5 separate regions of the Homo sapiens genome follow, and all the other regions are linked to region 4. The links are chromatin contacts, found by Hi-C or POLR2A ChIA-PET in ENCODE. All regions are on one chromosome and are shown on one strand. Each heading gives the region's core, a stretch centred on a gene start or an enhancer-like site at or near the end of the contact. The rest is flanking DNA. Distances are from core to core; before and after follow the strand shown.

Evidence for each region. A loop is a pair of places that touch in the nucleus more often than their neighbours do. ChIA-PET counts read pairs that join two places held with the same protein, here RNA polymerase II (POLR2A). Pooled maps may share reads with other maps.
Region 1: a map with no recorded cell type shows a loop between it and region 4 (5-fold over the local background). The contact joins the promoter of ZYG11A here to the promoter of KTI12 in region 4. A Hi-C loop is called at or near these places in 1 of 37 single-sample maps with no recorded cell type and 2 of 50 pooled maps. POLR2A ChIA-PET finds 5 or more read pairs at or near these places in 2 of 52 experiments (activated CD8-positive, alpha-beta T cell and naive thymus-derived CD4-positive, alpha-beta T cell).
Region 2: a loop to region 4 is called in a map with no recorded cell type, with 4 times the contacts of the local background. The contact joins the promoter of SHISAL2A here to the promoter of KTI12 in region 4. A Hi-C loop is called at or near these places in 5 of 37 single-sample maps with no recorded cell type and 6 of 50 pooled maps. POLR2A ChIA-PET finds 5 or more read pairs at or near these places in 2 of 52 experiments (OCI-LY7 and T-cell).
Region 3: a pooled map shows a loop between it and region 4 (7-fold over the local background). The contact joins the promoter of TUT4 here to the promoter of KTI12 in region 4. A Hi-C loop is called at or near these places in 9 of 50 pooled maps. POLR2A ChIA-PET finds 5 or more read pairs at or near these places in 2 of 52 experiments (SK-N-SH and activated B cell).
Region 5: a loop to region 4 is called in a map with no recorded cell type, with 16 times the contacts of the local background. The contact joins the promoter of RNF11 here to the promoter of KTI12 in region 4. A Hi-C loop is called at or near these places in 2 of 37 single-sample maps with no recorded cell type and 6 of 50 pooled maps.

The regions. Positions count from the first base shown.
Region 1 is chr1:52,839,712-52,844,815 of GRCh38, forward strand. It overlaps ZYG11A (zyg-11 family member A, cell cycle regulator), which reads left to right and starts at 3,049. Exons shown (of 14, transcript NM_001004339.3): 1 at 3,049-3,262. The coding sequence starts at 3,173. RefSeq lists a silencer at 2,799-3,128 and an enhancer at 3,630-4,223.
Region 2 is chr1:52,631,628-52,637,022 of GRCh38, forward strand. SHISAL2A (shisa like 2A) reads left to right here and starts at 1,541. Exons shown (of 3, transcript NM_001042693.3): 1 at 1,541-2,048. The coding sequence starts at 1,867. LOC124904178 (a long non-coding RNA gene) reads right to left here and starts at 1,828. Exons shown (of 2, transcript XR_007066084.1): 1 at 1,681-1,828. RefSeq lists silencers at 1,419-1,528, 1,619-1,808, 1,819-1,868.
Region 3 is chr1:52,550,694-52,556,387 of GRCh38, forward strand. TUT4 (terminal uridylyl transferase 4) reads right to left here and starts at 2,399. Exons shown (of 30, transcript NM_001009881.3): 1 at 2,238-2,399. It overlaps LOC105378723 (a long non-coding RNA gene), which reads left to right. Exons shown (of 4, transcript XR_007066083.1): 2 at 1-111; 3 at 664-713; 4 at 1,548-2,144. RefSeq lists silencers at 2,012-2,341, 2,412-2,541, 2,582-2,691, 2,702-3,101.
Region 4 is chr1:52,030,230-52,035,750 of GRCh38, forward strand. KTI12 (KTI12 chromatin associated homolog) reads right to left here and starts at 3,581. Exons shown (of 1, transcript NM_138417.3): 1 at 1,874-3,581. The coding sequence starts at 3,532. The coding sequence ends at 2,468. All of the region lies in intron 2 of TXNDC12 (thioredoxin domain containing 12), which reads right to left. RefSeq lists an enhancer at 3,288-3,587.
Region 5 is chr1:51,232,139-51,237,663 of GRCh38, forward strand. RNF11 (ring finger protein 11) reads left to right here and starts at 4,135. Exons shown (of 3, transcript NM_014372.5): 1 at 4,135-4,741. The coding sequence starts at 4,619. LINC01562 (long intergenic non-protein coding RNA 1562) reads right to left here and starts at 2,958. Exons shown (of 2, transcript NR_147076.1): 1 at 2,827-2,958. RefSeq lists a silencer at 3,920-4,399.

The sequences.
Region 1 (5,104 bases), core at 1,799-4,298, 810 kb after region 4:
TGGAGTGCAGTGGCGGGATCTCGGCTCACTGCAAGCTCCGCCTCCCGGGTTCACGCCATTCTCCTGCCTCAGCCTCCCAAGTAGCTGGGACTACAGGCGCCCGCCACTACGCCCGGCTAATTTTTTGTATTTTTAGTAGAGACGGGGTTTCACCGTTTTAGCCGGGATGGTCTCGATCTCCTGACCTCGTGATCCGCCCGCCTCGGCCTCCCAAAGTGCTGGGATTACAGGCGTGAGCCACCGCGCCCGGCCCTATTTTTTTATTTTTATTTATTTTTTAAGAAAGAGAGTCTCACTCTGTCGCCAGGCTGGAGTGCAGTGGCGTCATCTCGGCTCACTGCAACTTCCGCCTCCTGCGTTCAAGGAATTCTCCTGCCTCAGCCTCCCGAGCAGCTGGGACTACAGGCGCACACCACCATGCCCAGCTAATTTTTGTGTTTTTAGTAGAAACGGGGTTTCTCCATGTTGGTCAGGCTGGTCTCAAACCCCGACTTCAGGTGATTCACTTGCCTTGGCCTCCCAAAATGTTGGGATTACGGTGTGAGCCACTGCACCCAGCCACTTTTATTTACTTATTTTTACTTTTTGCAACAAAGTCTCGCTTTGTCACCGGGGCTGGAGTGCAATGGCGCAATCTAAATTTACTGCAACCTCTGCCTCCTGGGTTCAAGCAAATCTGGCTCAGCCTCCCAAGTAGCTGGGATTACAGGGATGCGCCACCATGCCCAGGTAATTTTTTTGTGTATTTTTAGTAGAGATTGGGTTTCACTATGTTGGCCAGGCTGGTCTTGAACTCCTGACTTCAGGCGATCCACCCATCTCGGCCTCCCATAGTGCTGGGATTACAGGCATGAGCCACCGTGCCTGGCCTCATGTGTTACGTTTTAAATTAATTGGTTTAATAATAAGAGCTTAAATAAAATATTTTGTCAGAAAAGTGAAAAACATAATGCCTTTTATTTAGTTCATGTGACTTGGGTAATCTTTGGGAAATAAAGATGGGTTTAAAGATTATTGATAAAATACAAATGTCTTCAAAATGTAAACATGTGGTCAAAATTATGTTCAAATATTAGGTTTGCTAAATGCTTTAAGGTCATAAACTGCTTCCTTGGCTTTTGAAAATTGTTTAACTTGCCTGTTTTCTAGCTCGGTAAGGCCTGGGACATATGCAGTTGGCCACACCTCTAGATATGCTGGAAATAGTCAAACCTTATGAGAACATAACTTACCAGGTTCTATATTAAAGTTAAAATTGCTGAAATTCACACTTCAGCTGTAATAGGAAATATCCTCTCCATTGGGCAAAAGCCGAGGAAATGACTGTAACTTTCCTTCATCCTCGTCATTTACATAGGGCATACCCCAAGTAGAGGGTATTTAAACTCCCAAAAATTCTGTAACGGGGTCTTTGAGCCCCAGTGCTCGGGCCCACTCCCACATTGTGGCATTGTGGAGTGTACTTTCATTTTCAATAAATCCCTTCATTCCTTCCTTGTTTGTGCGTTTTGTCCAATTCTTTGTTCAAGACACCAAGAACATGAACACCCTCCACCGTTAACAAAAGCATATTGGCGGGGGCACGGTGGCTCACGCCTGTAATCCCAACATTTTGAGACGCCGAGGCGTGCGGATCACCAGGTCAGGAGATCTAGACCATCCTGGCCAACATGGTGAAACGCTGTCTCTACTAAAAATACAAAAATTAGCCGGGTGTGGTGGCGCGCGCCTGGAGTCCCAGCTGCTTGGGAGGCTGAGGCAGGAGAATCACTTGAACCCAGGAGGCGGAGGTTGCTGTGAGCTGAGATCGCGTCACTGCACTCCAGCCTGGGCAACAGAGCGAGACTCCGTCTAAAAAAAAAAAAAAAAAAAAAGCATATTGATTGGACTTGCAGTAAGAAAACTCAATTTTGACTCCCAGGTTGGCCACTCATCAGCTGGCCAAAAAACGTGTTGTCTATTCAACCTGTCAGTTCTTCAGTTTCCCTGTGAGAAAAATGGGGATGATACCTACAGCACAGGATTTTTTTTCTTCTTGTAGTAAGTGGATTAAATAAAAGAATAAATAAATGAAAGAAAAGCATTAGGCAAAGTACTTAAAAATAATTTTAACATCTGAATCCAATCCACTTATCAAGGACTTACTATGTAAAAAGCATTGTGATGTGTTTTACATACATTATTTAATCCTTACATTAAGTCTGTGAGATAAAGCATTCTCATTCTATTTTACTGATGAGGAAGTTGAGCTTCAGAGACATCAAGAATCTTGCTCCAGGTTCTCAAACACTAGATGGCTGAGCGGGCATTCTAATTCAGGATTCAAACTCCAAGGCTCATGCTCTTGAGAACTTTCCTTTTCCAAGGTATTGCTTTCTCTTAAATTAGCTAATGTGTACTAACTTGTGGAGTTTCTTTCCTGGAGAAAGTTAGAAGGGTCTCTCGGGGTTTCTTTCTTGGAGCAGGTTATAAGGGTCTTCTCGAGTACTTTTTAAGTAACAAGAAAGCTAAATAGATTTTTTGGTAGATACTTGCCAATATTTTGTATTCGTTTTATATTTGATTTATCCAGATACTCTAAGGAGTTGAAACAGAGAGGACCGTTAGAGAGGTGCTGTTGCCAGATTTTCAGGGGCAAAGTCTTTGAAATATATATTTTAATGTATGAAAGCTTTAAAAAATATATACATATATAGAAATAATGAATATGTGTGTGTGTGTGTGTGTGTGTGTGTGTGTGTGTGTGTGTACATGTATATATATATACAGTATTCCCCAAACCTACACAGCCGGTCCTCGGGGAATATCCTCTCAAGCCCTGAGGTGCAGGGCTGGGAAGGAGTGGGTGAGCGGCTGGGTCGTGGCAGGTTGGTCTGGGGAGGCTGGGGAGGCTGGGGAGGCGGGAGGAGAACGGTTGGCCCCGGCAGCGGCGTGTCGGAGGGCGGATGGGGCTAGGAGGCCGCCCGGGGGGTGGGGTCTGCGGCGGGCCGGCCCCCGCGTGCGCGTCGCCTCGCCGGGCATTTCAAAAGCTCGCCGGCAGGGCGCGGCGCTAGCTCCGTGTGCCTCGCAGGCGTGGTGGGCGCGTCCTGGCAGCCGCCCGCTTGGTTCTCGCGGGATCCGGGCTCCGGCTCGACGCCGGCTCTCTTTTTGACGCCCCGCCGCCGGGGTTGCCATGGTTCATTTCTTGCACCCGGGCCACACGCCCCGGAACATCGTCCCTCCTGACGCTCAGAAGGATGCCCTGGGCTGCTGCGTGGTACAGGTGAGCACCGGGGTGCGGGCGGCGACGCGGACCTCGGCGCCACGTCCAGCTCCGGCGAGCGCGGCGAGTCTCCTGGGACGCTGCCGAGGCACTTGCTGGGGAGTGTGGCCCGCGCGGGGCTGCGGTCTAGATGCCGAGCCCCTTCCAGGCGCAGGCGTCGCTGCGGAGGTGCGTTGTCGGGGGAGGCGGCCTGGGCGCCGCGGAGCGGGGGGTGCTTTTCTGCGCCCGGCGAAGCGCGTGGAACTTGCGCCCTGAGGCAGCGCGGCGAGAGCCCAGTCCCAGAGACCGGGGCGAGCCTCCTCAGGATTCCTCGCCCCAGTGCGGGCTGCTGTGAGCTTAGACGTAGGTGCAGGGCATGGCACTCGGCTTGGCCCGTAGTGGACGGTGTTTTTGCAGTCATGAACCCAAACGCCGCAAACCTTGACCGTTTCCCCACCCGTGTTGTGGACGCAGCGCCCCGCGGAGGCGGTGACCCTTTGGCCGTTACCACCTGAGGCCTTTGGGCCCGGGGCCGGGCGAGTAGCTTAGTCCGGCTGGGGGAACTGGAACCCGAAGTCTGAGATTCTTTCAGTTCCGCGCGTCCGCCCCCGTCCCCGTCCCGTCCCCAGCCTTTGCCGAATGCCTGTTACTCTTAGCTCTGGACAAAATGCAAACCCAAAGAATGTGTGTTTAGCGCCTGCTGTGTGTTAAGTGTCGCCTTTCTTTTCTTTCTTTCTTTTTTTTTTTTTTTTTGAGACGGAGTCTCGCTCTGTCACCAGGCTGGAGTGCAGTGGCGCGATCTGGGCCCACTGCAACCTCCGCCTCCGGGGTTCAAGCGATTCTTCTGCCTCAGCCTCCCGAGTAGGTGGGACTACAGGCGCGTGCCACCATGCCCGACTCATTTTTTGTATTTTTAGTAGAGACGGGGTTTCACCATGTTGGCCAGGATGGTTTCGAACTCCAGACCTCGTGATCTACCCGCCTCGGCCTCCCAGAGTGCTGGGATTACAGGCGTCAGCCACCGTGCCCGGCCAAGTGTCGCCTTTCTAAAGCAGTCTGGTAACCCCTAGTCTTTTGTAGGCTTTGCTAGGCTCCATTTTACCGATGTAGGGAAGTTGGGAGCTCTGAAATTTAGTTGACTTGCTCGTGAACTTGAATTTCACCTCAGGTGTTCAGACCTCTGGCCCCACTTTGGAAAAAACCCGCCAAGGGCCACCCTTGGGGAACTCGAGGGATTGAGTGGTGAAGGCTCGACCCAAAATTTATGGAGAGAAGGAAATGTTCTGATTAAGGTTGTGCTTTACATATTAACGCCTTGTTGGAAGACTTTGTGCCCTGCAGTGATCTAGCCTGTAATCTTTTGAACTCATTTAGAAAAGTTATATAATTTGTGGATTTGTAATTAATGGAAAACTTGGATTTTTTACGTGTGTGCTAGCATCGTCTCAAGCACATTTTTTCCTGCTTGGAATCGAAACAAGATTTCTTTACAAAAGTACTCACACCCATTTTCTCTGTCTAGTTCTGGGTATATCTCATTTTCTTTGTTAAGGATTTTATTTATTTTTAATTAATTATTTTAATTACACAAATATTGCATGAATACTTTTTTCCCTATGAAACATACATACAATTATTTCCATTTATGTCATTTTAATCTTCTCTTAGCAATGTTTTGTAGTTTTTAATATAAAAGTCTTTTCACATTTTGTTAAATTTGTTCCTGTTCTTGATACTATTGTAAATACTTTTTTTTTTTGAGACGGAGTCTCCCAAAGTGCTGGGATTACAGGCATGAGCCACCGTGCCCGGCCAGCAAATATTTTTTAAAACTTTATATTACCTTGTGTATATATAAGAATA
Region 2 (5,395 bases), core at 291-2,790, 600 kb after region 4:
AGGCACATTCACCCCTGCGTGGCTCACCCCAGAGGGCTGTTGGGAGGAACAAATTAATTCTTGGCTGGGAGAGGGTTTTGGAAATTGTTGGAGGCTTTCTAGTTTTGCCAAAAGCCAGGGCAGAGCGCTTTCTTCCTCCCAGCTGATCTCCAGGCCTCCAGGAAGCCTCTCCCTCCCAGAGGATTCCTCCCCTGTACTCTCCATCTGATAAAGAGGCTGAAGTGCACCCTCATTAGTGTAGGCTCTCCAGCTCCCAGTCTGCTCAGACCCACAGCTCAGGGGAGGAATGTTCTGGAGGATAATAACAGTTCCCTCCAGCTTTCATATTTGACCTTACAGTGACTCTTGAGGACACCGCCTCCCTCAGAGCCCTCCCCTGCTTCCTCAGATGGTGCCCCTCTGTGTCCAGGTCCTTGCATTTCCCTTTTTACTGCCCTGTGCTGTGATCGTCAGTCAGTCTGACTCCTCCATCAGACTGTGTGTTTCTCAACGGCAGGCCCAGATCTGATCCCTCTCAGGGGCCCTAGGGCCCACCCAGGTCAGGGCAGCGGCACAATCAGCATCTGAGGAGCTGGCCTGGGTGAGGACAAGGAACCCAAAGCTCAGAGAGAAACAGCAGGGAAGGGGTAGAGCTGGGCTGGAGCCCAGATCCCCTGATACCCACGGCCCGTTCCCCACACGTCCAAACCAAGGGCGAAGGAATCGGGGGTGCCCGAGGCACCACAGTAACTATTTCCTACCCTACCCACTGCTGTGAAAAATGTAGAGCTAAGGCACTGAAGGTGCTGTATGAAGCCCTTCCAGATGGCGTAAGGCAACAGGGTACATGGGGGAAGCCAAGGCACTGAGAGCCCCTTCAGACTGTGGTTCTCTGATGCTAGTGAGAACACTGCCCTTGTTCTCTGGAAGTAATTTTTCAAAATGGACAGGTCTGCTGACTTTCTTTGCTGGTCAGTGTGGGGAAGGAGGTTACCGTCTGGGCCCATCCACACCCATATTCGGCTCCTTGTCCCAGGCCAGTGGCAGGCAGTATGAACAGAAGAGTGTGGACATTGTCCGTGCACGAGCTAGCTCTCAGCGAGACTAGCAGGGACTCCAGATGATGAGGACATCTAAAAGCCCGCTAGAAAAGAGGCACCATGAAAGCCGCAGAAAGAGCAAGGACTTCCTACTAGGCCGCCCCCGGTTAAAATCTCGTGGGCTTAGGAACTCCGGGAAATGGCTTCTCTCTGGCCCTCAGCTCTCACCTTTAACACGGATGCGAACATCCCCGGGCCCCTGGGTTTTTGCGGAGGTTGGGTGAGGTTGTGTTCACTCTCCTCACTGACCCCGCCGTGTGGTCGCCGGCTGGTGCCTTGTCTGTCTGCCCCAGCCCCGAATGCCCCGAGACTCCCGGCGCCGGCTCGGTGCAGGTAAGGCGCCCGCGCCCTGGCCTCGAATTCCCGCCCCGCCACTCTGGCCGCGTCGTGCTGTCGTTGCGCACCCAGCGCCCTCGTGCAGGCAGGGGGAGCGCAGTGGGGAGGGGGCAGGAAGCGCAGGCAGAGCCAGGCGAGCACGCGGCTCCCGGCCCAGCTCCCCGCGTCCGCTCCGGCTCCTGCCGCGTTCCAGCAGCCGTCACTCCCGCCGCCGGCCCCCGCCGCCCGCCCCGCCTGCCCCTACCCCTCCGCGCGGGCCGGGCACCTGGCCGCCGCTCGGTCCTCGGGGCCCCGCGCTGCTGTCTCTGTCTCGGCTTCTCTCGGCCCCTGGGTCTCTTCGTCTCTGCCGTTCTCAGGCTCAGCTCCGTCTCGCTCGGTCCCTCGCTTCCCCGCCGGGCTCTAGCCGGCCGTCTGGTGGCCCGAGGTGGCGGCGGGCTGGGCGCGGGGCGCGATGAGCGGCGCCTGCACGAGCTACGTGAGCGCAGAGCAGGAGGTGGTGCGCGGCTTCAGCTGCCCGCGGCCGGGGGGCGAGGCGGCCGCTGTCTTCTGCTGCGGCTTCCGCGACCACAAGTACTGCTGCGACGACCCGCACAGCTTCTTCCCCTACGAGCACAGCTACATGTGGTGGCTCAGGTACCGTCCCTGGCCCTCACCCTACCTTGAACCCCACTCCAGTCTCAGCGCCTTCACCCCAGCCTCAGCCCCCACCCGAGTGTCCACCTGAACATCAGCAGCAAGCTCTAGTCCTTACCGTCCTCATGCCCACAGCATCAACCACCCCGTGAAACCCCATCTCAGCTCGATTTCCTCATCCTGACCCCAACCATTATTTAGAGCCATGCTCGGACCTCCCCCTCCTCTAATCCAAAACAATCCTCACTCTATCCCCACCCCAAACTTCATTCCATCACCACCCTCATCCCAACCCCAAATCACATATCAAGCCTCCCCCTAACAGCAACTTCCATCTTCAAACATTCACAGGCAGCCCAACTCCACCCCAATCATCATCCCACCAAGGTGCCCTTCCTAATATCAACACCAGCCTTATTCCTGACTTTCCACACTCCCCAGTACTGACCCCAGACCTTATTCTATCACCAGCCCCAACCTCCTCTTCTGTCCTGCCTGCAGTCCCACCTCAGCTCTTCTCCCACATCCTGACTCCAAATATTATTAATATCTAGATCTACATCCAAACCTCAACCTCCAGACTTAACCCTCGCCTGGTGCTACACCCCAACCCCAGCCTCAGCCCAGCGTCAACCCTTGGTTCCCTTTTGTATTTAGTCATTCTTTCGGGCACTCTCTACTGAGCACTTGGTGTGTGCCAAGCCCTGTGGTGAGTGCTGGGGATGTACCCCATCCTCAAGCTAAGGCAGAAGACTCGGGAGTCAGAGCTGCCTCCAAGTTCATCATGAGACAATGGCATAGTGCAGAAGCTAGCTCAGGCCATATTCATAGAAGTGTTGACTCTCCACCCATAGGACCTCAGTTTCCCCATTTGTTCAGGGAAGAGGTTGCATTCCTGGAGCCTAAGTGTTGGCTTGAGAGGGTAATAGGTCTCAATCCCCCTGGGTCTCCAAAGGCCTTACCTGGAGAATGGAACTTGATCCTCAGCCTACTTTGGGAAACAGGCATCAGCAAAAATTGAGTGGGCCATCTCAGTAGTTAGTGATTTTCCTGTCCCTGGAGGTATATGAGCAGAGGCTGCTGCCCTCTGGGTGGGAAAGGACAGTGTCCTATGCCACGAAAACTTCTCAAGTCTCTGGCTTTTCATCTATCAAACGGGCAGTAGGATGATCAATCATTGCCCTGATTTCTGACTAAGGCAGTGGTAACGGTCAAATGACATACATAACAGAGCTGAAATCAACTTGACATATGCCAATGACAATTACAAATATTATTGCTTTTTCTAGGTGACTCGATCCACAATTCTAAATGATTTTCAGATGGCCAGGTTATCAGATCCTACATATTTGTGCTATCTATAACCCAGGGAATTATATTAATGTATTTTCTGTTCATCCATATATTCATTCATTCATTCATTCATTCTAGCCTTTACTTTGTGCCAGGCACTTTGCAAGGTATTGGAGACACAAAAATCAATTATTCCCTGCCCCTGAGGAACTCACAGTTTATTTAGAGATACAATGGTATTCACTTGACAAGTTCATTTTGCTTGCTGCCCAAAAAAACCAATGCACTGAGAACAACAGGTTTTGCAGCAAAGAAAGAGTTTAATAATCACAGGGCCAACCAAGTGGCAAAATAGGACATAATTCTCAAATCCACACCCTCATTCCCCACCCCCCACCCCACCAGAGAATTCGGAGACTATGGTTTCTCAAGGAATGGTGGCAGATGGGGCTAGGGAATAGGGAATGCCAATTGGTTGGGTTAGGGATAAAATCGTAGGGGATCAAAGCTACCTTCTTGCACTGAGTCAGTTGCTGGGTAGGGGAGCTCACAAGACCAGTTGAGCCAGTTTATTGGTATGGGTTACTGGTCCAGGTGGCACCAACTGGTCTATCAAAATGAAAGGTCTGAAAGATACCTCAAACACCAGTTTTAGGTTTTACAACTCCTCCTATAGGAGGAGTTGAGGAGATTACAAATCATGTGACCTCCAGCTACACGACTCCTGAACCATAATTCTAACCTTGTGGTTAATTTGTTAGTTTAACAAAGGCAGTTGCAGTCCCTGAGCAAGGAGGGTGTTAGTTTTAGGAAGGGGCTGTTATCATCTTTGTTTTAAAGTTAAACTATAAACTAAATTCCTCTTATAGTTAACTTGGCCTGTGCCCAGGAATGAAGAAAGACAGCTCGTAAAGTTAGACACAAGATGGAGTCAGCTATGTCAGATTTCTCTCACTGTGATAATTTTTCTGTATCAGATTTCTCTTACTGTGATAATATTCACTAGGGCACTTTCACAACATTCACCTAAAGTGAAACAATGAAGTTTTGTTGAAGGCCCACTGTGTAGTTGGCATTGAGCTAGGCTCTGAAATAAGATGGCACTGACCTCCCTTGTAAGTACAGAGACAATGTGGAGCTTTGGGGCTGGTCAGAATCTGTCACTTATTATCTATGTGGATTGGAAAAGTTATTTAACTTCCTAGTATTTTCTCTCAACTTTAAAATGGTGATAGAGATATTTGTGTGATAGTACAGAGACAGTGTGGAGCTTTGGGGCTGGTCAGAATCTGTCACTTATTATCTATGTGGATTGGAAAAGTTATTTAACTTCCTAGTATTTTCTCTCAACTTTAAAATGGTGATAGAGATATTTGTGTGATAGTACAGAGACAGTGTGGAGCTTTGGGGCTGGTCAGAATCTGTCACTTATTATCTATGTGGATTGGAAAAGTTATTTAACTTCCTAGTATTTTCTCTCAACTTTAAAATGGTGATAGAGATATTTGTGTGATGGAATTGTAAGAACTAAGAGAAATAATGCACATGAAAGTGACCAGTGCATATGTTAGGTGCTCAATAAGAGAGTTCCCTTTCCTTGGTTCATAGGTGTGGGAAGTGAAATTCAGTGTGGAAGTGAATTGTCCGAGATCTCCTAGCAATATCATAGCAGACTGAGACTTAAAGAACATTACCTAAGACTATCCAAGGGTTAGATGCTCTCACACATTCACAACCCTGGCACTTCTCATTTTACACATGAGAAAACTTGAGAAAGGTTAAGTTACTATCTGGGAGTGTCCCAGTGAGAGGCAGTGGCAGAGCTGGGTTGAAAACTCAGGCCTGTCTCATCTCAAGCCCTGGCTTGTCCTGTCTACTACTGTCTGGATCTCTCTTAACAACCTGATCCACTCAGATCATCTGAAAAATACTCACTGACCCTCTAGTGTCTTCTGGGCACTGTGCTGGCCCCTGGGGACACAGAGGTGAGTAATTCTCTCAGCACCCAGCCAGGACCCTTTCCCTCTTCCACTAACCCCTTCCCTACACAGCTC
Region 3 (5,694 bases), core at 1,149-3,648, 520 kb after region 4:
TATGCTGCTCAGACTGATATCAAACTCCTACGCTCAAGCAATCCTCTCGCCTCCACTTCCCAAAGTGCTGAGATTACAGGCGTGAGTGAGCCACCTGGCCAGGCCCTACAGGTAAGTGTTGGTTATTTTGTTTCTCTGAAACTAGAAACTTTAACAGTGAATAAATTCAAACACCTTTCTTGATCAACAGATCCTGATTTGACATTCTGTAGAGAACACAACATAATTAATGGTACTTATTTTTATGTCAAGATTAACTTTGAGATAAAAAAGAATTCTAATTACTTACTCTAAAATGAATCTGCTGAGAGCTAATAAAAATTCTCTTTAAACAGCTCTTTGTTAATCAGAGAAATTTATAATTATACATTTTGATTCTAAAAGGTCTAAAATTAAAATGTAGACACTGTACTGTTCTAGCTCCAGCAACTAAAAATAAATGTAATTTTAGGTGTCACTTAGAATTTATAAACTTGAACTTATATGCATGACAATATTTGTTAATTTATCTGTACTAACAACTTGGCCTATGACAATGAAAATACTTTAAATTTCTTTTCTGTATTTAAATGTTTGCTGGATTTAAAACATCAAATGTCATTAACTTTCACTTCCATTTCTGAATTATTTTAAGAAAACTTCATTTTTCATTTTCCACACTAGCCAAGTGAAAAACTGCAAGCAGCAGAAAAATTTATCTAAGAGTTTTAAAAGTAAGTTTCTTTTGTTTATATTAAATATAAATATTTTTAAAGCATAAAACGACTTAAAATTCTTATCTTCCCCAAAGTATATGGTTTCTAAGAAGCAATCTTTAAAAATTTGTTTATAAAAGCAACATAGCACACTAGACACTAATGAGTTATCTTAAGCACAGCTTTTTAAGAGAATCAATATTTCATTTTACCAGTTGTGACTAATCAGTACTACGATGCAGTGTAGTGACATACATGAGTTCTAAGCCTAAAGAAAATTTCAGCGCGCTCGCGCGCGCACACACACACATACACACACACACACAAAGTCGGCTTTTCTTTTTAAACCATCCCACAATTCAACACCTCTCGGTGGTATTCTCTGAATTATCATATCTGGCTGGGATTATCCAATTTTATTAGCTAACAGTTCTCATTACTTTAAAAACAGAAACAGGATATGTTCTGTTTCATCAAGTGCTACAAACATTTCGCTGCTGTAAGACTGGAGGGAAAAAATCTTTGGAAATAAAAGGCCATCTGATCCACTCGGGCTAATTACTAAATGCATGCCAACAATACACAATTCGAATTGCATTTCTGGACACAATTTAAGATCACGATAGGGCAGGTCAAATGTGTAAGGAACTACTACTTCTATCAAAATGAAGAAGCAGATATACGGTATCTAAGATCTCACGCAAAATTCATCTAAGACTTCGAAATCTTCTGAAAAGAAAATGTGTAATCAACGTTGTTAATACAACAGTAATTCATCCCATTCAAGTACGACTAGAAATCCCGCTGATGTGCTTCTTTCAGGTCTAAACATCTCATTCTTTCGCAATCCAGATACCAACAGGAGTCTGAAACCCTTCGCAGAGGCGTGCAACACACTAGGAGAGCGCTATCTGTTTACAAATACGAATCTCAGTTACCCACGTCAAAACCGCGCATTACCACCTTTCGACTGGGGGGCGGGGGAGAGAGAAGGCGGGCGAGCAAGAAACAAAATCCACACAGACACCTCTGCCTTCTCCCTACAAGGACGAGCCCGGGGAAACATTCAGTATGTATTATATGCGTGTATACATTTATATACATTATGTAGTCACCTATGTCTAAGCAAGGGTGAAAGAAAAAGGTACACATGACAGGGAATCGTAACTGGACCCAACAGAAATGTTCAAACCAATCCCGTTAACTCAAAATCCGCCCCGCTGGTCTACAACAGGTTTCGGTCCGGGACCGGGAGCCCCAGCCACAGTGTGGAGTTCGTCCCCAAAGCGCCCCAATGCCCTCCTCAGGCCGCCCAGGCCGCCGTCCCCACCTCCCTTATCTCAGCCTTCCCCTGGGACACCCGAAGCCCGTTCCAGGAAAGAAAGAAGTGTCAGGCCCCCAGGGGGCGGCTGAGACGCTCTCAGGCCAGGCCCCCGACACCTGCGAAGCGCGGCACCTGGGGAGGGCGAACCGGGGGCCGCCCGGCCTTCCCGAGCACACCCCCTCGGTACCCGACGCTGCCCCGCGGCCGGAACCTCGTACCTGCGAGGCCCGCGAGCTACAGGCGCGCGCGACGCCTCCTCATCTCAGTGGCTCCTGCTCTCCCTCCGCCTCCTGCTGCCGCCGCCGTCGCCGCTGCCGCCGCTGGAGGCCGGGACACGACTAGCTCAGGACTCCACCGCCATGTCCGCCGCGCCGCGAACTGCATTGTGGGGGGGAAGGGATGGGGAGGGGGAGGAGGAGGGAGAGGGAGAGGGAGAGAAAGAGGAGGACCCGCTGAGGGGAGGGGGCGAGGGAGAGCGGTTGCCGGGGGAGAGGGGGAGGGGAGAGGACAGAGCCTGTAATGGGGTCCTGGCCCGGGAGAGGAGGAGCTACGCGCAGAGGGAAGGGTTCAGGGGTGCCCCCTCCCTTCGTTCGGGGGGCCCCACAGGCACCGTTTACACCGGGGCGGGGGAGGGGGGAAACAGCACTGGGGGGAGGGGTCTCGTGGTGGCCGCGAAGAAACAATGGGGAGAAGGCCGAGGTAGGAGGATCGCGCACTCACACCCACGCGGAGGGAAGGGAGCGCGCGAGAGACACTCGTTAGCTCGCGAGGAGGGGGCGGGCCGCTGGCAGAGGGGAGGAGGGAGCCACCCGGGGCTCGCGGGCAGGGGCGGGGCCGCCGAGCGGAGGTCGCGAGGTCCCGCAGCCCGCCTGGGCGCCGCGGGTTAGCCGCGCTGATTCGCCCGCTTGCCGGAGTGGGTGGGGGTGGCGGGCGCCCCAGTGCTGCCCCAGTCTGGTTCCTAGTCTCTGCCGAGGCCCCCGAGCTGGAAGCCGAGCCCGAGGGCCGCCTCGGCGCCTCGCTCCCAAGGCTGCTCCCCCTGGGGAGGAAGGCCGGCCTGGAATGGGTACCCTCTGGCCTGGCACTCGGACTGGGCGTGGCCCGAGCCTCGGCGGACCCTCGGAAGCCCAAGCGGGCTTCGGAGCAACGGTAGGGAGCGGGGCAGAGGAAGCCGCCAGGGTCGACCCCCACCCACTCACCACGGCCTCCAGCCCACCGCAGCTGGACCTTTTTTCCTTTGAAAAGGCAGGCAGTTCAGGAATGAAGGAGCTCGAAGAGAAATCTCTGGAGCACTCCATCTCCCACCCCCAAAAGAGGTTTTAGAAATCATTTCTTTAGCTGCAGGCGGGCATAAAACCATCTACCATCAATGGGCCCCCTCATCCCCTTGCTTTTAACGTATTACATTCCTCTACATAATTATTTAAAGTCACGGGCGGAACGGACTTAAGGTTTTGTTAGTTTTGTTTTTTGTTGTTTTTTTTTAAGACCCCAGCCTCAGAGATTATTTAGCCAATCTCTGACCTCAAAGCTGGACAAAGCACACAACCTCTGTGCTCTGTGCCCAGTCCTTTGAGTTTGACACATGCTAGGCAGGAAAAAGGTATGAAAAGAGTGGACGTAGAGGTGAAGGGAAGATGTTAAATCTTAAGTATTTACAAGATAGTGCCTTATAAATTTTCTTATAATGTGACTCAGGCTGGGACTGGTTAGAGGTCACAGAGGGACGCTCCACTTCACGATAGCCCTGTGAGTTACGTACTGTTGCTCTCATTTACGGATGAAAAAACTAGGGTTCAGAGTTAGTGCATTTTACCCCAATCTGGCTGATGCTACAAGGCCCAGGTATAATGGATAGAGGACTGGATTTCAAGTCAAAAGAGCCCTACCTGGTTTTGGCGTTTATCAACATGATGCCTTTGAGCAAATGTACCCTCTTGAGTTTCCTCATCTGCAAATTCTTAATCTGTATCCCTGCTTCGCTTGACTAGCCTGGAAACAAAGAAAAAATCCCTACTTCACCCGGCTGAAAGCCTAAAGCCTATAGAGACACTAAGAAGATACCGACATGCCCTTCAATTCAGTGATAGCAGTGTCCTTAGAACAAGTTCAATTGAGTAAACATTTCCTAATTACTTAAGAGCAAAGCGTTGTTAGGTGCCTAGGGAAACAAAGACAAATCATTGCTTCCTGTCTCCAAAAAGTTCCCCATTGAGCAAGCAGGTGAGCTACAATAAAAGCAACAGGTCTTATTAACAAAGGGCTGGGCAAATCCAGAGGAGAGTGTGATAAATTCCACTTTGGTGAGACTTCCGTGGAAGAACTAAAAGCTGGACCTTGAAGATCTGTCTGCTGTGTGCCAGACACATGTCTGTGATTCAGAGGGCAGCATTGACTCTGGAGTGTGCAGAAGATAATGAATCTGGAAAAGAAAACTGGGGCCAGACTGAAAATTTCAGTGCCTCTCTGCCCTTATCCCCTCCAGATACTCTCTTCTACTACCTTGCTTATTCCCCAAGACCCAGCTCAACCTCTACCTTCTTTATTAAATCTTCCTGATTACCACCCCTCCTCTGCACTCCACTGAATGTGATCCCTCTATTCTCTGAATTCCGTGACCCCAATAGATTGTACACTTCAGCACAGATACTTACAAGGTATTCCTTCTGATACCTACATAGTTGTCGAGTTGAAAATTTTGACAACTATAATTTTATCATCACAGCTAGAGCAAGTATGGTTCTGACACAAAGAATAAGGAAATTTATGGAGTATAAGGTTTAATTCATGCCCAGGGTCATACAGTAAGTCACAGGCTGGACTAGAATACCAGCCCTGTATTCTTCCCATTGAACCACAGGTTTTTGAGATATAAAATGGTAAATGTCTGATTTCTATGTAAAAATCCTCTGAGGACTTAAACTTTCAAGGGAAATCTCATGATTGTGGTTAAGCCTCCAGTCTGGAAGTTCTGAAAACTTAGTTTCATCCAAACCCAGGTGAAAATAACTTGCAGTAAAAATCTTATTTCATTGTATCTCATGAGGAATATAATTACTCAGTGGATCAATATTCATATTCTGTTGTCTTCCTAGGTGAATAAGAAAACTTAGTAAAAAACTAATAATATTGAATGAAAAGGTGACTTGGTAAGTAAAATTATAACAAGAAAGGTGCCTAGTCCCAGCACTTTGGGAGGCCGAGGTGGGCAGATCACTTGAGGTCAGGAGTTCAAGACCAGCCTGGGCAACATGGTGAAACCCCATCTCTACTAAAAATACAAAAATTAGCCAGGCATGGTGGTGGGTGCCTGTAATCCCAGCTACTCAGGAGGTTGAGGCAGGAGAATCGCTTGAACCCGGGAGGCAGAGGTTGCAGTGAGCCGAGATCATGCCTCTGCACTCCAGTCTGGGTGACAGAACAGGACTCCATTTCAAGAAAAAAGAAAGGTGCCTAAGTCTGTTCAAACCAAGTTTTGCTGTTTGATCATAAAGGGCCCTGTATGCCACTGGAAAAAAAGCAGGCTTTATATTATAGTTATTGGGGAATCACTGATCACTTGTAAGCAGAGATAAATACAATCAGACCTGCTAAGCTGTTTCTCTGAGCCCCATTTTTTTTTTTCCTGTGTACTTGATTTCTCCAAGGAGAGAGACTATAGGCCCTGGGTGATAATGA
Region 4 (5,521 bases), core at 2,331-4,830:
TCGTGGGGTGCATGCCTGTAGTCCCAGCTACTCACAGCACTTCACTCCAGCCTGGGAGACAGCCAGACCTTGTCTCAAAAATAAATAAATAAAAAAAAATAAAAACCCAAAACAAAAACCTAGGTTCTGCCACTTACTAGCTAACTCAGAAGTCCGACTCCAAAACCAATGTTCTTTCTGACGGTTACAGTCTACTTCAATTTAGAATGGTAATCCAGAATCCATGGTTAGACCCAATTCAATCAATAACCAACTTAATGAAGGTTGGAAAAAGCCTTTTGAGTTTGCCTCATCCAGACTTCCATTTCACACATGAATCCTGTTTATCAGAAACAAAAGGTAGTATAGATTACCTGATGAGCAAGGAATATACCATCAACCAAGGCAGCCCATCTACCCTCTCTTTTAACAGCTCCATAGTTTCAGAGCATGCATGTTTTCGAATGTCTTGCTTTCTCTTTTCTCCCTGGCAAACATCTGTTTATCCTTCTAGAGCAGGGGTTGGCAAACTAGGGTCTGCAGGCCAAATCCAGCCCACCGTCTGCTTCCGTAGGGCCCATGATATGCAAATATTTTGTTGTATATTTTTACATTTTTCAATGTTTGCAAAGCAAATCTAAAGACTCCTTTGTGATATGTTAAAATTAATTGTAATTCACATTTCAGTGTAGTTTTATTAAAATACATTCATGCTTATTTGTTTACTTACCATCTATAAGTAGCAACAGCATTTGATGGTCCACAAAGCCTAAAACATTTACCATTTGGCCCTTTACTGACTTTATTCTACAGTGATGGTTCAAATGTTAACTCCTCTTAAAACCTTTCCAAAACCACCTCCCCCAACAGCTAGTTAGTCCTCTTCACCAGGTTTCCAAAGCATTTTGTCTTTTGTCATCATCCTCTGACCACCAGCCCATTTCATCCTATCTTTTTTTTTTTTTTTTTGAGATGGAGTCTCCTTCTGTCACCTAGGCTGGAGTGCAGTGGCGCGATCTCGGCTCACTGCAACCTCCGCCTCCCGGGTTCAAGCGATTCTCCTGCCTCAGCCTCCTGAGTAGCTGGGATTACAGGCACGTGCCACCACGCCCGGCTAATTTTTGTATTTTTAGTAGAGATGGGGTTTCACCATGTTGGTCAGGCTGGTCTTGAACACCTGACCTTGTGATCCACCCGCCTTGGGCTCCTGAAGTGCTGGGGTTACAGGCATGAGCCACCGCACCCAGCCTAATTCTATCTTTTACTTGTATTTCTCACCACATATCTCTTTTTGTTTGTTTTTCAAGACCCAGTTTCACTGCTGCCCAGGCTGGAGTGCAGTGGTGCGATCTCAGCTCACTGCAACCTCCACCTCCCAGGTTCAAGCGATTCTCGTGCCTCAGCCTCCAGAGTAGCTGGGATTACAGGCACACCATCACGCCCAACTAATTTTTGTACTGTTAATAGAGACGAGGTTTTGCCACGTTGGCCAGGCTGGTCTCGAACTCCTGACCTCGATTTTGGACTCCCAAAGTGCTGGGATTACAAGTATGAGCCACCACACCCGGCTTCTCACCACATATCTCAAGAGCAAAAACACTGTATCTAATTGGTCTTTGAAAATCACAGCCACTGTTAAAGTAGGTACCTACCATTTGTTCAATGAAATCAATGAAGAATGAAAGACAAGCTTACAATGATATTTGCCTTGAAATGCAGAATGAAGCAAAACAGTTACGGAAATTGTCATAATATAATTACTGTAGAGTAGCTCAAAACATCTACTCTCTCAGAACTATCAAAATACTACTTCACTTAAAGGCAGAACAATGACAAGTATACCTAAAATGTTACATGAAGTTACACAGGGAACATTAAGTGAAAGAGATTCCAGTAGACTATTTTAAAAGATTTTATTAGAGGAAATAATCTAGTAGATAACTTTCTTACTTCCACAAAAACAAAGTTTCTCAAGGATACAAACCAATGGATTTATCTGTGAACTCGGTCCCAGAATAGAAACTAGCAAAAAGTCAGTACAGTACTCAAAAAATACTTTTGTGGTATGAAAAAAGGGCAGGTGCAGATGTAGAACTGTACCATCTTCAGTTTCTGTTCACAATTGTTTTAAAACAATTCTCATCTATCCAGTCTGCTCTCCCACGCCTCAGATGAGGGAAGCCAATGGTCAATGCTCTGTGATAGCCCAAGTAGGATCCAATCTAGGTAATCCCTGTCCACCTTAGCTCTGTCCTCTGAGGGATTTGCCAGGTTGCACCACAATAGTTCTCCATTCTCTTTAGTCTGAACTTATGCTGTAAACCCAAGGCCTGGCACAGGGGTATGCAGGAAAGTTTGAGTGAATCAGTCACAACAGCTCTAGTACAGTACTGCATCGATATGCTCTGGAGACCTGCAGCCTATTTTTCCCAGAGAAATAAAGTGGAGTGGAGATCAGAAGCCATGGCTTCCCCCCTACCTCCTCTGGTCAGTGCAGGCTCTGGCTCAAATACTGAAGAAACATGTTGGCCAGTTGCGGCAAGTTCTCATTGTTGGGATGCATTTTAGTGTACGAAATAAACTGGCGACGAAGGCGACTCAGTTCTGCCATGGTCAAGGGCCGGGTAAACCGCAAGTGCTCTGTGGTACCAGGAAGCGTGAGCAAGTCCCCGGGGACAGCGCTCTTCTGCGCTTCCATCAATCCGGCCAGTACTTGACTCGTGACCTGGTCCAACTGGTGCAGAAAGCTGCCGGAGGCGAGGGGCTGGGACTGCGTAGACTGATGGGGTGGTGGGGCCCGGTTCTCAAACAGGGCAGAGCGGATCCCCGCCAGGGGCAACGGCTCCTCTAGGCCCACCAAAGTGAATAAAGGCCGGTCCCAGCGATTCCGAGAATCGGGAGCCTCAAAGCGCAGCGTTAGGGCCTCCAGGAGTTCGGGAGAGTAAAAGGCACCGGACCCATGCTTTGCAGATTTCTCTGAATCCGGAGTCACAAGAGCTGGAGACTCCGCAGCCCCGGATTCTTCTCGCTCCAGTTCCTTGGGTACGTCGGCCTGGGCACTTCCATTTACTACAGAGTCCGCAGTATGCAGTTCCCTGAGGACGCTGCTGCCCGCCGCCTGGGCTCTCCCGTCCTCCTCAGCGCGTGGCCGCCAACTCACACTGACGTTCCGGCCAGGGTTCTCGTTCGCGCCCGCCACCTGAGGTCCCGCGATCGGGCCGCCGGGCCGTACGCAGTAGACCAGGCAGAGCGGGGTGCGCGCCGCCCGTGCCAGGCAGTAGAGCTCGTAACGGAAACCTTTGATGTAGTTAAGCGAGTCCAGGATGACCACGTCGTGGCGACTCAGGCGCCGTTCCACGGAGGCTCGCAGAGCTCCACGCAATGCCTTCTCACGGGCAGAATCGCCGTACACCGCTGGGTCCTCTGCGCCCAGGACAGCTGCGTCGTCCACCACGTACACCGCGCGGCCCTCGGCAGCCAGCGCCACGCGCAACTCTTCAGCACGCCGGCTCTTGCCGCTGTACGGCAGCCCGCAAAACACCACGAGCGGCATCCTCTCAGGGAGCGACCATTGGCAACCGCGCTGCGCCAACTTCCGGGTTGTACGCGTCTCCGACGTAAGCCGGAAGTGCAAACTGCTCTTCCTGTCTCCCTTGACTTTTACAGACCCTCTTGTTTCTATGGAAACAGGAGTTCTACGCCAGCTAGGCCCAGGTTCAGCTTTCTCAGAAAGGAGATACAGAGACTATAATGGCATCAGTTATTTATGCCAAATGTTATAGGCCTCAGGAGAATGTGATCTTCCTGCAGCGAAAGACTGCCCGTCCATTTTATTAATAAGGCCTAAGGGGCATTAAATATTGTAAGCAATCAGCACTATATTTAGCATATAGAAGGCAATTAATAAATGCTGGTTCTCCTTCATTCCTCCTCTTAAACCTACTGGCTCTCAGTAAATGTTTATTCAATTACCATTTCAATCATTCAACATCTCCAAGGTTGGGAATTCAGAGATGAACATAAAACGCTTTCCCCACAAAAGATAAAAGGTCTGAATGGGAAGGATCAGGCGCCTACAATCAGAGTAATAAATACTATAATGGATAGATGCAGGTGAGGTTATAAAAGAACAGAAGGGAAAAACAAACTACCCAGAGAAATCACTGAAGACTTTATGTAGAAATAGTCATTTGACTTAGAACTTGAAAGACAAATAGGAATTTTTCTCCTTAGTAGGGTTGCCAGATAAAATACAGGATGCCCAGTTACATTTGAATTTCAGATAAACACCAAAAACATTTTTAAGCTTAAGTGTGTCCCAAATATTGCATAGACATATTTAAAATTATTTGGTGCTTATCTAAACTTCAAATTTAACTGGGCATCTTTAATTTATTATTATTATTTATTTTTTCTTTTTTAGAGATGAGGTTGTATGTTGCTAAGGCTGGTCTCAAACTCCTGGGCTCAAGTAATTGTGCCACCTCTGCCTCCCAAAGTACTGGGAATACAGGTGTGTGAGCCAAGGTGCCTGGCCTGCATCCTTTATTTTATTTTATTATTATTATTTTTTGAGATGGAGCCTCGCTCTGTCACCCAGCCTGGACCACAGTGGTATGATCTCAGCTCCCTGCAACCTCCACCTCCTGAGTTCAAGCGATTCTCCTGTCTCAGCCTCCCAAGTAGCTGGGACTATGGGTGTGCGCCACCATATCTGGCTAATTTTTGTATTTTTAGTAGAGACGGGGTTTCACTATGTTGGCCAGGCTGGTCTCAAACTCCTGACCCCAGGTGATCCACTGGCCTTGGCTTCCCAAAGTGCTGGGGTTAAAGGCATGAGCCACTGTGCCTGGCCATCCGTTATTTTTATTTGCTCAATCTGGCAACTCTATTATTGTAGGTTTGAGACCCAGAGCCATGAAACTGTTGGATCTCTTGTATAAACAGCAAGCACTATAGGATGGTAGGTGCAGAAATGTGAGTGTGCCTGTGCATGTGTGTATATTGTAGATGCACATATACTGGGGTCTTTGTATCTCTCTTGTACAGTATAGTAAAAAACATTCAAGTCTTGGCTCCTCCACTTACTAGTGTTGTAACTACTGGCAAATTATGTAACTTTTCTGTACTTCAATTTCCCCTTCTATAAAATAACAACTGCTATTTCACAGGTTTACCAATCTGTAGGTTGTTGTGAGGGTTAAATAAATGTAAACACAGGCCCGGCATGGTGGCTCGCGCCTGTAATCCCAGCACTTTGGGAGGCAGAGGGTAGATCACCTGAGGTCAGGAGCTCGAGACCAGTCTGGCCAACATGGTGAAACCCTGTCTCTACTAAAAATACTTTTTAAAAAATTAGTCGGGTGGGGTAGCGTGTGCCTGTAATCCCATTACTGAGGAGGCTGAGGCAGGAGAATTGCTTGAACCCGGGATGCGGAGGTTGCAGTGAGCCTAGATCGCACCACTGCACTCCAGCCTGGGCAATAAGAGCGAAACTCTGTCTCAAACAAAAAAAAAGTAAACACAGACCAGTGCTTAGCTT
Region 5 (5,525 bases), core at 2,885-5,384, 800 kb before region 4:
TGTGTTAGGCCCTAGTCACTCTGCAGATCATTTAATTAGCATTAAATGAACAGAAGTAAAGCATTTGGGACAGTGCCTGACACATAGGAAGCACTACATAAGTGATAGATACAATTTTATTCTGGTAGTTTTATTCATTATTATCAAGACCACATGGCCGGGCATGGTGGCTCATGCCTGAAATCCCTGAACTTTGGGAGGCCAAGGCAGGTGGATCATTTGAGGTCAGGAGTTCGAGACCAGCCTGACCAACATGGTGAAACACCATCTTGATTAAAAATACAAAAAGTTAACTGGGCATGGTGGACCCCGGCTATAATTCCAGCTATTCAGGAGGCTGAGGCACGAGAATCACTTGAACCCAGGAGGTGGAGGTTGCAGTGAGCCAATTGTGCCACTGCACTGCAGCCTGTGTGATAGAGTGAGACTCCGTTTCAAAAAAAACAAAAACAAAACAAAACAAAATTCTATCGTTTTTTTAAACTATGTTAAAATTGTAGCTGATATTTTACTCATCCACAAAAAAATAATGGTCAATAACCATTCATCTTTTCTAAAATATCATTTCCTCTGAGCTCAGGGGAATATGCAACAGTTATTCTCTCACCAGACACAGAGGTCTAAAGCTGTACCTTTGTGAGGTAGTGATATATATATGCTCATGGAAGCAAAAGTTAAAAATAAAAGTAGAACAAATATAAAGGTCTGAATGTAGCCCTGCTAACTGTTCACCTACTTGTCTCATCTACTTGAGTTTGAGCTATTTGAAGGCAGGGACCATGTCCAAGCCATTAATGGGCTTCAAATGCTCCTCCCATCTTCTGGTGAACAACTAGCCTTGTTTGTTTGTTTGTTTACTGAGACGGAGTCTCACTCTGTTATCCAGGCTGGAGTGCAATGGCGTGATCTCGGCTCACTGCAACCTCCGCCTCTCAGGTTCAAGTGATTCTCCTGCCTCAGCCTCCTGAGGAGCTGGGATTACAGGTGCATGCCACCATGCCCGGCTAATTTTTGTATTTTTAGTAGAGATGGGGTTTCGCCACATTGGCCAGGCTGGTTTTGAACTCCTGACCTCGTGATCCACCCGCCTCGGCCTCCCAAAGTGCTGAGATTACAGGCGTAAGCCACTGCACCCAGCCCAAGCTAGTTTTAAACTTAACAATATAACTTATTTTCACAAGGCACTATAGAACTTTTCAAGGGCTTGTGTCAGTGTTACCCACCTGTGGAAAAAAAGAATGAAAAACAAAACTTAAAAAAATAAATCTGGCCTGGCGAGCTGGCTCACGCCTATAATCCCAGCACTTTGAGAGGCCAAGGTGGGTGGATCACCTGAGGTCAGGAGTTCGAGACCAGCCTGGCCAACATAGTGAAACCCCGTCTTTACTAAAAATACAAAAAATTAGTTGGGCGTGGTGGTGCGCGCCTGTAATCCCAGCTATTCAGGAGGCTGAGGCAGGAGAATTGCTTGAACCGGGGAAGTAGAGGTTGCGGTAAGCCAAGATCGCACCATTGCACTCTAGCCTGGGCAACACAAGCAAAACTCTGTCTCAAAAAATAAAAATTAAAAAAAATTAAAACTAACTAAATAAATCTATGTCTGGCCAGGCATACAGTGGCTCACACCTGTAATTCCAGCACTTTGGGAGGCTGAGGCGGGAGGATCGCTTGCGCCCAGGAGTTTGAGACCAGCCTGGGCAACATGGCAAGACTTCGTCTCTACCAAAAACAAAAACAAATGCAAGGCATGGTGGTGTGCATCTGTAGTTCTAGTTACTGGAGAGGCCTGAAGCAGGAGGATCACCTGAGCCCAGGAGGTTGAAGCTGCAGTGAGCCTCGATCAAGCCAGCCTGGGTGACAGAGTGAGACCCTGTCTCCAAAACAAACAAACAATGTCTACAAATTCTAGCACTGTGTAAATATTATGTCAAATAATTGTATAAATTATTATTAATAAAAATTTCTTTAGGTTTGACAATAATTTGTGGGGTAAATTTTCTCACTTTGTAAAAATTCCAGGGTACCTCTGATTTCTGGTAAATTTAGCCAATCATAAATTAAATGAGTTCTTGGAAGCTCAACAATTCCAAAACCAAAATTGTGAGTCAGTTTGTTCTTTCTTTCCTTCTTTCCTTTCTTTTTCTTTTTCTTTCTTTCTTTCTTTCTTTCTTTTCTTTCTTTCTTTCTTTTCTTTCTCTTTTCTCTTTCTCTTTCTCTCCCTTCCTTCTTTCCTTCCTTCCTGCCTCCCTTCTCTCTCTCTCTCTTTCTCCTTCCTTTTTTTTTTGAGACTGAGTCTTACTCACTCCCTCGCCCACGCTAGAGTGCAGTGGCACAATCTGGGCTCACTGCGCTGCAACTTCCACCTCCCAGGTTCAAGCGGTTTTCCTGCCTCACCCTCCCGAGTAGCTGGGACTACAGGCGTGCACCAGCACACCTGGCTAGTTTTTGTATTTTTAGTAGAGATGGGGTTTCACCATGTTGGCCAGGCTACTCTCGAATCCCTGACCTCAAGTGATCCACCCGCCTTGACCTCCCAAATTGCTGGGATTACAGACGTAAGCCACCACGCCTGGCCCAAAATTATGAGTCTTTTCAAAAATTTTATATCAAAAAGGTGATATTTAATGTGGAATTTGAGTGCATTTAAATAAGATAGTGACTTCGTAGAATAGGGACTGCAGAGTAAGAGTGTTCAGACCCATTCGAGTTTAATATAGCCCTACCTCTAAGAATCCTTTCTGTTCCTCACTCAAATGAACTAATTGCTGTCTTTCAGTTCCTCTAAAAACCTTGGGGTCCGTGGCAGGGTGTGGGCTTAGGACTCACCTGATTACTTGTCTTCCCAGGTGGTCTCTGGGCTCTATCAGGAACAAGCCAGGTATGATCATCCTTTTCCCCAGTCCTTAGCGTGGGGTCTGGTATACACACGCACACACAACTTCAGTAAATGGTGAATGAAACGAAAGGCAGTCAAGATCCACCTGTTGAATGAACGTCTATCAGGAGCACTGTCATCCTTCTTGCTTCCTTCTTTTGCATATGTTGTTTGAGCTGCTCATTCAACCAAGGAGAGAGCATACTCTACCTTGGGCAGTGTGCCAGCCTTGCACAGAGGGACAGATGATTCAGCTTGATCAGGCTGTGACAGAGAAAAGCTCAGGGTCTGAGAGCACACAGGATGCGACTAACCCAGACTGGAGGGTCAGGAGAGTCTCCCCAGGGGAAATGAAGTTGCATCCAGAAGGATTCCTGAGAATAATGATTAGCCTGATGAGAAGCAGAAAGGTTGGGAGTGGAGGGAAGTGGGTTTCTGTGAGAGAAACAATATGGACAAAGGCCCCAGGCAGAGGCAATAGTATTCCAGATAACGAAAAGCATTTTAGAGAGTCTAGTTTAGAATTTGTGAAGGAGGTGACAATGCTGCTAATGAGATTGAAAGGGAGTCAGATTTGTAAACCATTTAAGGATTGTCTTAAGGACAGCCTTGAGGAGACACTGAAGGTTTTAACAGGAGAATGACATGATCCGATTTAAATTTTAAAAAGATAACTCTGTCAACTGTGCCAACAGTGAATTGGATGTGGGCAATGATGAACTCAGGAACAGCTGAGAGTCTATTGCAGAAGCCAAGGTGAGAGATGATGGTGGCTTGGACTTTGGTGCTGGGACTGGAAAGAAATGAACAATCTGATATACAACTGGAAGAATAATCTCTCTGGCTGTGATGTGGAAGGATAAGGACGTGATTGGACAGGCAGGGATGGTTCAGTAACGAGCTAGGACTTTATTGTGAAGGGATAAAGGGGAAGCTTTTAACATTTTAATCATGGGACTGATCCATTCCGATATGGGTTTATATAAATAGACCGCTTGGCGGAGGGTGGTGAGAAGACTGTCAGGCAGTGCACAGGTAAGAACTGAGCCCTAGACGGGGCAGGAGCAATGAATGTGGGGAGGCGCGGGAGACGGGAGATTGGTTTCGGAGCCAGGTACGGAGCCAAGCAGTCAGAGAGAAGCAAAAATTGACGCAGCACCGAGAACAGCTGCTAGTGGAGAGGGGGATGGGCGCCGCCGGAGCCGCCCTCGCCTCCTGGCGCCGGGGGCGGGACCAGAGCACGCACGGCGCGATGACGCAGTGCCCGAGCCGGCCTCGTTCTGGCTGCCGCCGTCTCGCTGAGGCGGAGTAGGATGAGGCCCGCGGCCGTGGCTCCGGCGTCGGCGGGGGCAGCAGCAGCTGAGGCAGCAGCTGAGGCAGCCGCGACGGCCGCGCCCCCCCCCGCTGACCTGGATTAGGCCCAGCAGCTCCGTGGCCGCCGCCGCCCCGCGGGGGGGCGGGGTGGGGAAGTGCTTCGTCTCCCCGCCCCCCCCCCCCCATCGCTGCCTCGCAGGAGGCGAACGCCGCGACCCCAGCGGAGCCCGCGGCCCAGCCTTGATCCCCCAACCCCGGGGGCTGGCATGAGCGGCCCCTCGGCGGCACCGTGGGGCGGTGGAGTCGCCTCCGCCTGATCCCCGGCCTGTCGCCCGACCCCACCTCGCCAACCGAGGCGGACCGCGGAGTGTGCGAACGACCCCACCGCTGCTTTCTCCTCCCCCAGATCACGCACCCCAGCTCCGGAAGATGGGGAACTGCCTCAAATCCCCCACCTCGGATGACATCTCCCTGCTTCACGAGTCTCAGTCCGACCGGGCTAGCTTTGGCGAGGGGACGGAGCCGGATCAGGAGCCGCCGCCGCCATATCAGGTAGGGGAGGGTGTGTGTTGGGGGGAGCGAGTAGAGGCAGCTCTGGCGGAGATTGAGGGGGCTTCGGGGCCGTCTCTGCCCCTGGCTTCGGCAAGGCCTGGCCTGGGCGGCATTGACCCCTTAGGGCTGGATCTGAGGGCATTTGCTCTCTGATCTCAGAGTAAGGTTGATTCTTCGCCTGCCCTCGGGCACCGTGTGGGGATGATACCCTCTGCCCTTGAGTTCTGGGATCAGAGTATGTGATCACATCCCCTTGGCCAGTGTCTGGTGGTTCGCTTGTGGAGTTTGGGAGTGACATTTTCCTGTCTTTATGTCTGAATCGTATGATTTCCTCATCGCACCGCCAACTGGATTATGGGTTCTGGATAGGTGGTTGCCAAGCACCACCCCCCCGCCCCATTTATGTTTTCATGTGTGGTCGTCCTCTTACCCACCTCCCTCGTCTTTTTGTTAATTGGATCTGGCAGGTTTTCCCTCTGCTTGGGAGACGGATCTCCAAGTGGTGATTTTAACCCTAGCGACATCGAGTTACTTGTGTGTGTGTGTATATATATATATATGTGTATATATATATATATATATATGTATATAAATTTTAATCCCTCCTCTTTTTGCTCCACCCATATGACACACCTTTTAAACGTGCTGACTTAAGAAAACTTGATTAGCTTGAACTTTGGAAACCTTTAAACCTGGCTTGGGAAATTCCTTCGGTTACTCGTGTTCTCCCTTTGTATCAAAGACTCTCCTAAATACGTTGTACTGCTTTTTGTACAATAATCAG